Regions from separate parts of the Homo sapiens genome. Here region 2 is linked to region 1. A link is an interaction called in ENCODE POLR2A ChIA-PET data of the cell type or tissue named here. Cell type or tissue: Panc1. All regions are shown on one strand.

The links. ChIA-PET counts read pairs that join two places held together with the same protein. Peaks named below come from ENCODE experiments on the same cell type or tissue, not always from the same donor. Only the 100,000 strongest peaks of a DNase experiment are listed, where the experiment ranks them.
Region 2: POLR2A ChIA-PET joins it to region 1 with 6 read pairs; 2 of 35 experiments call an interaction of 5 or more read pairs at or near these places.

Annotation. Positions count from the first base shown.
Region 1 is chr3:11,449,891-11,454,890 of GRCh38, forward strand. All of the region lies in intron 20 of ATG7 (autophagy related 7), which reads left to right. Among named protein-coding and RNA genes, the nearest start is that of ATG7, 180 kb to the left of the region's middle. In Panc1, no CTCF peak of the experiment used is centred here; no DNase peak of the experiment used is centred here; H3K27ac peaks cover 1,116 bases.
Region 2 is chr3:11,823,903-11,828,902 of GRCh38, forward strand. The region is part of intron 4 of TAMM41 (TAM41 mitochondrial translocator assembly and maintenance homolog); the gene reads right to left. Among named protein-coding and RNA genes, the nearest start is that of TAMM41, 20 kb to the right of the region's middle. In Panc1, no CTCF peak of the experiment used is centred here; no DNase peak of the experiment used is centred here.

The DNA of each region.
Region 1 (5,000 bases):
AAGAGTTTAAGGGGCAGGGAAGCCCTGGAGTTGAAGTAAATTCAACAGCATCAAGTTTTGTGTTTGGCCCTCAATAAACTAGTCTCTCTGTACCCCTGGCAGGGGGTGGGAGGAGTCCTGGGGGAGCTCCCTTCCAAATCTTACAGGGTGGTCTGTTTCTTCTTTGGATAATAATGATGTAATGGCTAGTCTCTTGAGAACTTGCTGTGTTCCATACATTGTACTAAGCATTTATTTGGATTATCTCATTAAATCTTCACAATCACTTTATTTAACAGATGGAGAAATTAAGGCACATGGAACCTAAGTGTTCAAGGTCATGGAGCCAGTAAGTGTTAGAGCCAAGTCGTTTGGCTCCAGAGCCTGTGTTCTTAACTACTACTTTGTAGTGTCTTTCTTACATATTAGTTGGGCCTGTGTATTGCTAGTTGAATTCCTCTTCCCAGTGGCAGGCCTTCACGTGTTTGACCATGGTTTTCATGTTCTCCAAACCTCAGTTCTCTAGATTTGTACTTTGGTAGGTCATCATTTTCCACAGATCCTACCTCTTTAGGTCAGAAAATCTTGCCAGTTTATAAAGATTCTCTGGGACTAACTCCCACAAAGCAAGGTCACAAGAGATCAATGTACAAATGAAGCAGTTCAGTGAGTTTTGTCTACCATTCTCCATAAGTACATGGGAGACAACTGATGATTGGAAGGTTTGGTGTTCACCTCATGGAGCTGTGATATCTCACTCACCACACAGATCTGCTCTTCTGAGGGACCATCTTGCCAATTTCCAGAGAGTTGCAGGGATATTAAATTTTTGCACATTAAGCTTCCTCTTTCCAAGCTGCACATGGGCCCTGCTACCGTTTGTGAACAGTCTTCTAGAGTGATATAGGTTCTAGCTTTCTTAGTTAAGATCGTATTTTCTGATACCACTCCCTTGTCACTTTGCCTGAAATGAGAAACTCCCAACCTCAACTGCTTTTCTAGTCTCTTCCAATGAATGCCTTCCAAAGGGCTGGTGTCCTCCAGGGTGTATTAGTTGTTACTAATTTCATCCTCCAAGGCTGATCTGATTTTCAAGATCTGTAGAGAGACCTTAGTATATTGCCTTGCCTGTACCAAATACAGTCATTATGGCACAGGAAAATCTCAAATACCTTATTGGAAACCCAGGACAAATATTTATTTGACCTTAATGAAATGAAAAAGACATTGGATGCATACATTTAAAGAAAACCCAAAACTTTGGAATCTTTACCAAGGAGGGTATCTTTTGAAAAGGACAGGCTGGAACAAGAACTTGATAAAATAGAAGTAAAGGTTGACACTTTTTTTTTTTTTTTTTTGAGATCTATATCACTCTGTCACCCAGGCTGGAGTGTAGTGGCATGATCTTGGCTCACTGAAACCTCGGCCTCCTGGGTACAAGTGATTCTCATGCCTCAGCCTCCTGAGTAGCTGGCACTATAGGCATATGCCACCATGCCCAGCTAATTTTTGTATTTTTAGTAGAGACAGGGTTTTACCATGTTGGCTAGCTGGTCCTGACCTCCTGGCCTCAAGTGATCCACCCGACTTGGCCTCCCAAAGTGAAAGTCGGCATTACTAGCCCTGTTCAGCACATGAGACAGGGCACTGGATGGTGTCTACCTAATGATTTTCAACCCAGGGGCCCTTGGCCCAAGCGTATCACTGGTATAAAGGGCCTCTGCCAGCTAATGTGAGGGTGAGTGTGGCTGTTGTGTCCATGAGAGAACTCCTGGGAGTTCTACACTCAGCAAACGTTTGTTGTTGGACTATGAAGGCGGACACAGATTTTATACGAATTTGTAATGCTAACATCTAGCATAAGAATTGGCAACCATAGAAAATATTACGTGTATATATATGTTTATAGTCTCAAAAAAAAAAAAAACAAATTAAAAAAACCCCAGGCTGCCCTGTCTCTCTCTATCTCTCTCTCTATATATATATACGCCTTTACATACACACACACACACAGACACACACACACACAGACACACACACACACACATATACATATCTCTTAAATGAGATTCTATTTTTGTGAAGTGTTCAGAATAGACAATCCATAGAAACATAAAAACAGATTCATGGTCACCAGGGACTTGGGGGGTTGGGGGGTTGTGGGAGGGAAATAGGGAGAGACTACTAATGGGTACTGGGCTTCTTTTTGGGATAATGAGAATGTTCTGGAGCCAGGTGTGGTGCCTCACATCTGTAATCCCAGTACTTTGAGAGGCTGAGGCAGGCAGATTACCCTGAGGTCAGGCATTCAAGACCAGCCTGGCCAACACAGTGAAACCCTGTCTGTACTAAAAATACAAAAACTAGCTGGGCATGGTGGCACATGCCTGTAATCCCAGCTACTTGGGAGGCTGAGGCAGGAGAATCACTTGAACCCAGGAGGTGGAGGTTGCAGTGAGCCATGATCACGCCACTACACCCCAGTCTGGGCGACAGAGCGAGAACCTGTCTCAAAAAAAAAAAAAAAAAAAAAAAAGGAAATGTTCTGGAATTAGATAGTGGTGATGGTTTACACAGCTGTGAACATATTAAAAGCCATTGAACTGTTAAATTGGTGAATTCATGCTACGTGAATTATATCTCAATAAAGCTGTTACTTTAAAAATGAACAAGAAAGTAAAACCCATAAAAAGGTCCTCTAGGCACTTCAGCAAACAGCGTGGTAGGGAAAAGACCAAGGAGTTCTTAGCCCTGGAGGAATGGAAAACCAGTTAACATGGTTTATTCACCCAGGCCTGAGATCCATAATGAAGGCCATTTTTAAAGTTGAGTCACCACAGGCTTGAAGACTGGTTAGGATTGGGGAACTGAGGGTTAGAGAGTAAAGTAGAAGGGATGGCACTTTTCTTGATAGGAGATAATTATTGCAGATATTAGTGTTAAGACCTATTCTTTTTAGTATTTTTTTAAACACAAAGTAACACCTCCATGTTACCAGCAATATTTCACATTTCACCAGTGTTCACTAAGCACCTATTGTGTGCCAGTTCCTATCTGCTGGAAGTGCACGATTCCGTGGGCTGTAGCGAGCACAGTAGCAGTCCATTGGGCCCAATTACTGCTGACCTGAGCAATCTGTTAAAACCCGGAAAGGGTATTGGAAGCAGACAGTCCTTCCTTTCTTACCAAGCCTGGAGAATCTACAGCTCTGTCCACCACGCCTTTAGAGAGGCACACCCAAATTGGAAGATTGTACAGTAAAAAGAGGGAATGTCCAGTTCAATGTTGAGGGGGCTGAGAGTTCTCTGGGTTCCCCAGGTGGAGAACAGACGGGGGGCGTGGGCCTTGCCATGTGGTCTGAGCACTGAATGTCCTGAAAGTGTGGAAAGGCCTGTCCCCAAGCTTTAGTAACTTTTTTTCCACCTAGAAGCAAGCCAAGTAGTTTCAGAGTAATTCTCAGGGTAATCCAGAGCCATCTTCATGAAAGATAATACTAGAAAACTCAGAGGGATAAAAGGATATGCTTGCTAAGAAGATTATTTCCCGCCGTGGCTGTCCCTGCAAGCCAACAATAGCACACCCTTCGTCAGGATGTAACGAGTGAGAGAGAACAGCTAGAAAAGGGTGGAGAAGTAGGCGGGAGGAAGCTATTTAAAAGACCCTAAAGTGCTGCAGCTGTTTTGGCTAATTTTTCTCATCTCAGTGATGTTCCAAGCTCTTTGTCTTCTATGTGGGGCGACATCATTTAGCTCTCTTATGAGTCATCCTTCCCACAAATAATCTCTCTTGGAGTAGCCCTTATGAAAACAGACAATTCACATTGCATTGTGTGAATTGGCAATTGTGTGTCCCTTCCCTGGGTGGGCCATCCTGCGTCTGCCTGCATCCACACATGTAGGACTTCTAAGGCCTGAGCAAACCCTCAGTGATGGGGGAGTGCAAGGGGTGGGGGGGACATCTGGAGCCTGAAGCAGGCATGGAAAGCCACCAACAGTGTGCCCTGGTCAGCTGACTGCTCCATCTTAAAGGTTTCTGGATACCGTAGTTGTTACCTTTCCTCACAAGGGTTTTATGAGAATTATCTAGGAAAAAGCAGACATCAGAGGAAATTCCGTGTAAATAAATGTGACTGCCACTTCAAACCTCAATCTTGCTAAACTGAGCTTTTCTTTTTAGATAGTCTTTTCTTCTGTCTGGCTAGCAGGTCTGACCAGCATTTTAATTAAGGCTTCCCTAGAGAGACACTGAGCTCTTTAAGATAGAAACTAGACTGGGTATCTGCTGGTTTTTCTGCCTAGGAAAATGTACTCTAATGGGTACCTTGATTTTTACCCAGAGAAGCCCAGGGTCTCACTCTCATCCCATGTTTTTCTGGTGGAGTTGACTCCGCCCTTGGCCCATGGTTGGGGCAAGGTAGTTGGGACCCCAGGCAATCAGCACATCGTGTTTCCCTGGCCAAAATGCTTGGGTCAGAAATGGGCACATGACCCAATCTTAACCAATGAGGTATGATGAAACTTTGGCTAAGAGGCTGCGATTAGAATTTGGAATTTGACGGCATGAGTCTGGGCTGGGGCAGCCTTCTAGTGATTGTGAGTGGAGAGCCAGTTTGAGTATGGAGACCACACATGGAAGAGAGCTGAGCCTGGCTGGGCTGAGAGAGCAAGAGGATGGTCATGGTATTGTTCTCTAAGCCCAGAACCAGGCTTCCCTGAAGGTACCATTATCCCGGTCTTTCTGGGCATATGAGGCCACATTTCCCTTTTAGCTTGAGTAAATAAAGGTTGAGATTTCTGTCCCTTGCAACCACAAGTTCTGACTTGTTCAGGGGCAGCGTTTCAATCTACCTAACATCTAGCAGAATGCCTGGCAGGTAGAAGGAAGCTCAGTGTGTGTTTACTGAATAGATTCTCATTGAGTTAAACAGATGTTCATCAAATGCTAATGAGGTTAATGGCTACCATATTGGATGATACAGATATAGAACACTTCCATCATTACAGAAAGGTCTATAGGAT
Region 2 (5,000 bases), 370 kb after region 1:
GCAACCTCCGAATCCTGGGGTCAAGCTAGTCTCCTGCCTCAGCTTCCCAAGTAACTGGGATTACAGGTGCACACCACCACATCCAACTAATTTTTTGTATTTTCAATAGAGACAGGGTTTCACCATGTTGGCCAGACTGGTCTGGAACCCCTGACCTCAAGTGATCTACCAGCCTTGGCCTCCCAAAGTGTTGGGATTACAGGCGTGAGCCACTGCGCCCGGCCTATCCATTGTATTTTAAAAATTCTTTATATATTCTGGATACTAGTCCCTTATCAGATGCATGATTTGTAAATATTTTTTTTTTAGACAGAGTCTCACTCTGTCACCCAGGCTAGAGTGCAGTGGCATGATCTCAGCTCACTGCAACCTCTGCTTCCTGGGTTCAAGCTATTCTCCTGCCTCAGCCTCCCTAGTAGCTGGGACTACAGGTGTGTGCCACCATGCCTGGCTAATTTTTTTTTTTTTTTTTTTTTTGTGACAAAGTCTCGCTCTGTTGTCAGGCTGGAGTGCAGTGGCACCATCTCAGCTCACTGCAACCTTCGCCCGCCCGGCTAATTTCTGTATTTTTAGTAGAGATGGGGTTTCATCATGTTGGCCAGGTTGGTCTCGAACTCCTGACCTTGAGTGATCCATCCGCCTCCACCTCCCAAAGTGCTGGGATTACAGGCGTAAGCCACCATGCCTGGCCTTCCTTTTGTATACATTAGAAAATACAAAAGTAGGAAGTAATAGGGAGGACTCAGGTTCACTATATTGGTTCAGGAAGGAAGCAGTATAATCCACTCATCAAATATTTACTGAGCACCTAGTACATGTCACATACTATTGGAAGCATCCAAACAGAAGGAGCAAAACAAGACAACAATTCCTTCCCTCCACATCCTCAGTGGTGGAACAAAGACCAAAGATCAGCCAGCCAACCAACAATAAGATACAGTGTAGCCGACTGTGGAAAGTGCTATGGGGAAAACACAAACAGGGAAAGACATAGGGAGTGGTGGAGTTGCAGTAGCAGTCAGGGAAGGCCTCCATGATAAGCCAGAACTGAGGCCCACTGGGGTGGGTGTGGGGAGGGGAGGTGTGACCCAGTGGGTCCTGGGGAAGGAGTGACCTAAGTGTGAACCAGGAGTGACGCCCACCACCAAAGACCTTTCATAGAACAGTGAAGTGTTAAGAGCAAGCATTCCAGGAAGAAGACTGCCTGGGTTCAAATGCTAGCTCGGCATTTACAAGCTATGTGACCCAGGGCAAGCCACTTAACTTATCTGGGCATCAGTATCCTCAAATGAAAAAGGGGAGCAATAACTAGTTTGTACATTTCAGGGACTGAATGAATGTTACAATACCTGACACACAGTACTAGTCTAAAAAGTTTGGGTATTGTTCATGCTTTCTATCCCTTCAGGAGTGCTGCGTTCTCAGAAATTAGCAAATGACTACTGAGTAACCTGAGTTCCGGCTGAGGCACAGAGAAGCAGGCTTCCAAAGTCCTGAGGCAGTCAGCTCCCATATGCTGATACAACCACACTGCTTGTAAGGTTTCAGATGGCTTCATCACCACAGAATAAATCTTACTAGCTTCCACTCCAGAGAAAACGTTTCTTTACTGGCTTCTACCAGAATCCAGAATCCACACTTTAGAGAGCTGGCACTGAATGCTAATTTTTTTCCCCAAGAATCACTCAACTGGCAACTTCCTCACTGCTTCGTCTTATTCCTAGAAGTAGCTGAGGCTGTGTTCAGACAATCTGGCAATTAAAGAAACCCATTCTCTCTCTCATAGGAGAGTGCCCGAAAGTGTTTTTCATTCCATGAGGACCTTAACCGGCCAGATGAAATGGGGCTGTCATGTTTCAATCCATCTGATCTAAGTACTCAGCTAATTTTTTTTTTTTTTAATTTAAGAAACAGGGTCTGGCTCTGTTGCCCAGGCTGGAGTGCAGTGGTGTGATCATAGTTCACTGCAGCCTGGAAGTTGGGATTACAGGTGTGAGCCACAGCACCCTGCAAATTTTGACAGGCATTGTTTGTCAATATGTAACAAGTTTTATAATTTTTATAGCTGACAACATAATTCCACTTTGGAGAACACATCCAAGGAAGTCAGTGCCTCCTTTGCCCCTTTCCCAACGAAAGTAATCTGTACAAAGTGATTCACAGCAGTGTTGCTAATAAAACAGTGAGAAATGGAGCTAATATAAGTGTCCATCAATCACTGGATGATTGAGCAAATAACAGTTTCTCAACCTGAGGAAAACCCATCTGACCAACAATAATACATAAAAATAATAATAACAGCAATCATTTTCTGAACACTGACTATTAATGAGATAAGATGCTGGAGGCAGCCAGGCGCAGTGGCCCACACCTATAATCCCAGCACTCGGGGAGGCCGAGGCGGGAGGATCGTTTGAGCTCAGGAATTCGAGACCAGCAGAAGCACACAGCGAGCCCCTGTCGCTACACAAACGAAATTAGCCAGCCGTGGTGGCGTGTGCCTGTGGTCCCAGCTACTTGGGAGTCTGAGGTGGGAGGGTTGCTTGGGCCCGGGAGGTCGAGGCTGCAGTGAGCTATGATCTCACCACTGCACTCTAGCTTGGGCGACAGAGTGAGACCTTGTCTCTCAAAAAAAAAAAAAAAAAAAAAAAGATGTTGGAAGCTATTATACGTATTATCTCATTGATAATTTCTTTGTGAGATAGTTATTTGTTTTACAAATAAGAAAACTGGGGGCTCAGAAAGGTTCAAGCTTGTGTTTCAGGAAATAAAATAATGAAAAACAAATAAAACAAAAAAGAAAGGTTCAAGATACCTTTAGAAAGCTGGTATTCAAACTAGTCCACCATGTACCAGATGAGTGACCTTAGACAGGGAACCATTCTGGGCCTCAGTTTTCTCATCTGTAAAATGGGGCAATGATACAGCACCCAAATCAAAAGGTTAATGTGAGGATTAAACTAGTTACCAAATTTAAAGTATTGAGAGTAGTCCTTGGCACCCAATAATAAAGGCTATTTTCCCTGCCATTAAGCCACAGACTTCAGTCACATCAGTCTACTGCTTTCCTCCTAAACACATCATGTTCTTTCACATCCTTCTTGCCTTTTTCACACGTGTTGTTTTTCAAGTCTACCACTGACTCACTGTGACTGCATGTTATTAATGTGAAGCTCCTTAGAGCAGAAATTCCATCTGCAGTTCTTCAGGGTATGGAATGCTAATTTGCTTGATAAATATTAAACCAAGGACCATTGCCTAAAATTAGTCATTTTAATAGTTGTACTGACATAACAAAGTTCAAGGTGACTCTTTAAAATGCATTTGGTGCTCCTTTCCTGTTCATTTAAATGCTGACTTCTAAGAAAAACTAGAGTTAGAAAGCTTTCTTTCTTTCTTTTCTTTTCTTTTTTTTTTTTTGAGACACAAGACAGTCTCACTGTGTCATCCAGGCTGGAGTGCACTGGCATGATCTTGGCTCACTGCAACCTCCACCTCGCCGGTTCAAGTGATTCTCCTGCCTCAACCTCGCAAGTAGCTGGGATTACAGGCATGCACCACCACGCCTGACTAATTTTTGTATTTTAGTAGAGATGGAGTTTTGCCATGTTGGCCAGGCTGGTCTTGAACTCCTGACCTCAAGTGATCTGCCTGCCTTGGCCTCTCAAATTGCTGGGATTACAGGGCCACCACAGCTGGCTGGGTTAGAAAGCTGTCTTAAAACAGAAAAGAGGAAAAAAAAAAAAAAAAAAAGGAGGGGGGTGGAGGAAAAATAATAAAAATAAAAAATAAAAAAAGATAAAGCTTTCTCCTTCCCAGTTTGCAGCCTCTCATCCTCCACCTACTCTCTTCTCACCCATAATTTATAATAATACTGACCTCAGGGCAGTCAAAGTAATCCTAAAATACTATATAAAATGTAAAGGATTGTTATTGCTACAAATAATACCAATCTCGCCTCTGCCTAAGTAATTACTGGCAGGAACTTGTCCAACAACATGGACAGACATGGTTTTTCTGTTCCTTCTCCTGCCCACTCCCAGGAAAAATACTGAACTTCACAGATTAGGGACCATATATAATCTCACAACTGGAAAAAGATGGACAATGCAAAGTTATAAATAAAAATGAGATTAGTAGACAATATGAATTTTGGCATATTCTCAGGGCTTCGGAGATTTGGGTGGTTTGCCAAGGGATAGAAACCAATCAATTCTACAACACTGGGTTCTCAGAAGCCTACAAAAGTCAGGAGGAAAATGTGCCTTTCAACACTTTGCCTGGGGTAGGTCTCATACCTATGAAAGAGATCTACCTACAGAGCCTATGTCATTTTCTACCTTCATTACTCTCTTCTTGTTCCAGCAAAAATCAGCTAAACTTGGTAGCAGCTTGAAGGCTAAATTAAAAGTCTTCAAAGAGGTGAAAGCAGCTATGTCATTTGGTAAATTTCCTTAGTAATATTCAGAATTTAGAAGGAACTCCCAGAATCCATCCAATGCTACGAAGATGTTGACTAGAAGGGAAGAAATGGAGGACTGGTAGTGGTAGGGGCAGAGTAGAGATCAGTCCTGCATCTTCTCCCACCAAGTCAGCTTTCATAAAAGGCTTCCGTTCCATCATTTTTCACAGGGGAGTATGGAAAGGTAATCACTCTAATAAAGTGACTTCCTTTGCTCACACAGTGTGCATGTGACCTGCTCATTCCAGCACAGGGCCACGCCACTCTTTGCCCCTATGTCTTTTGTTGGAAGGCAGGGAGGCTGCCAGGTGAAGCTGGAAGCACCCAGAGACCAAGGTTGCTTCAACGCCTTTCTCTACAGTGTTGCAAATACAGCCGTAGTCATGGTAGATGAATTTTGGGAAGATGGAAGAACAAAACCTCTAAGGTCTCTTACAGCATTAAATTTCCATGAAATCTTACCTGTCTGTACTGGGATTTGGAGGCTAAGTAAACTGCTTTTCCAATGTTCTGAGCATAAAGTTCTTTGACTCATACT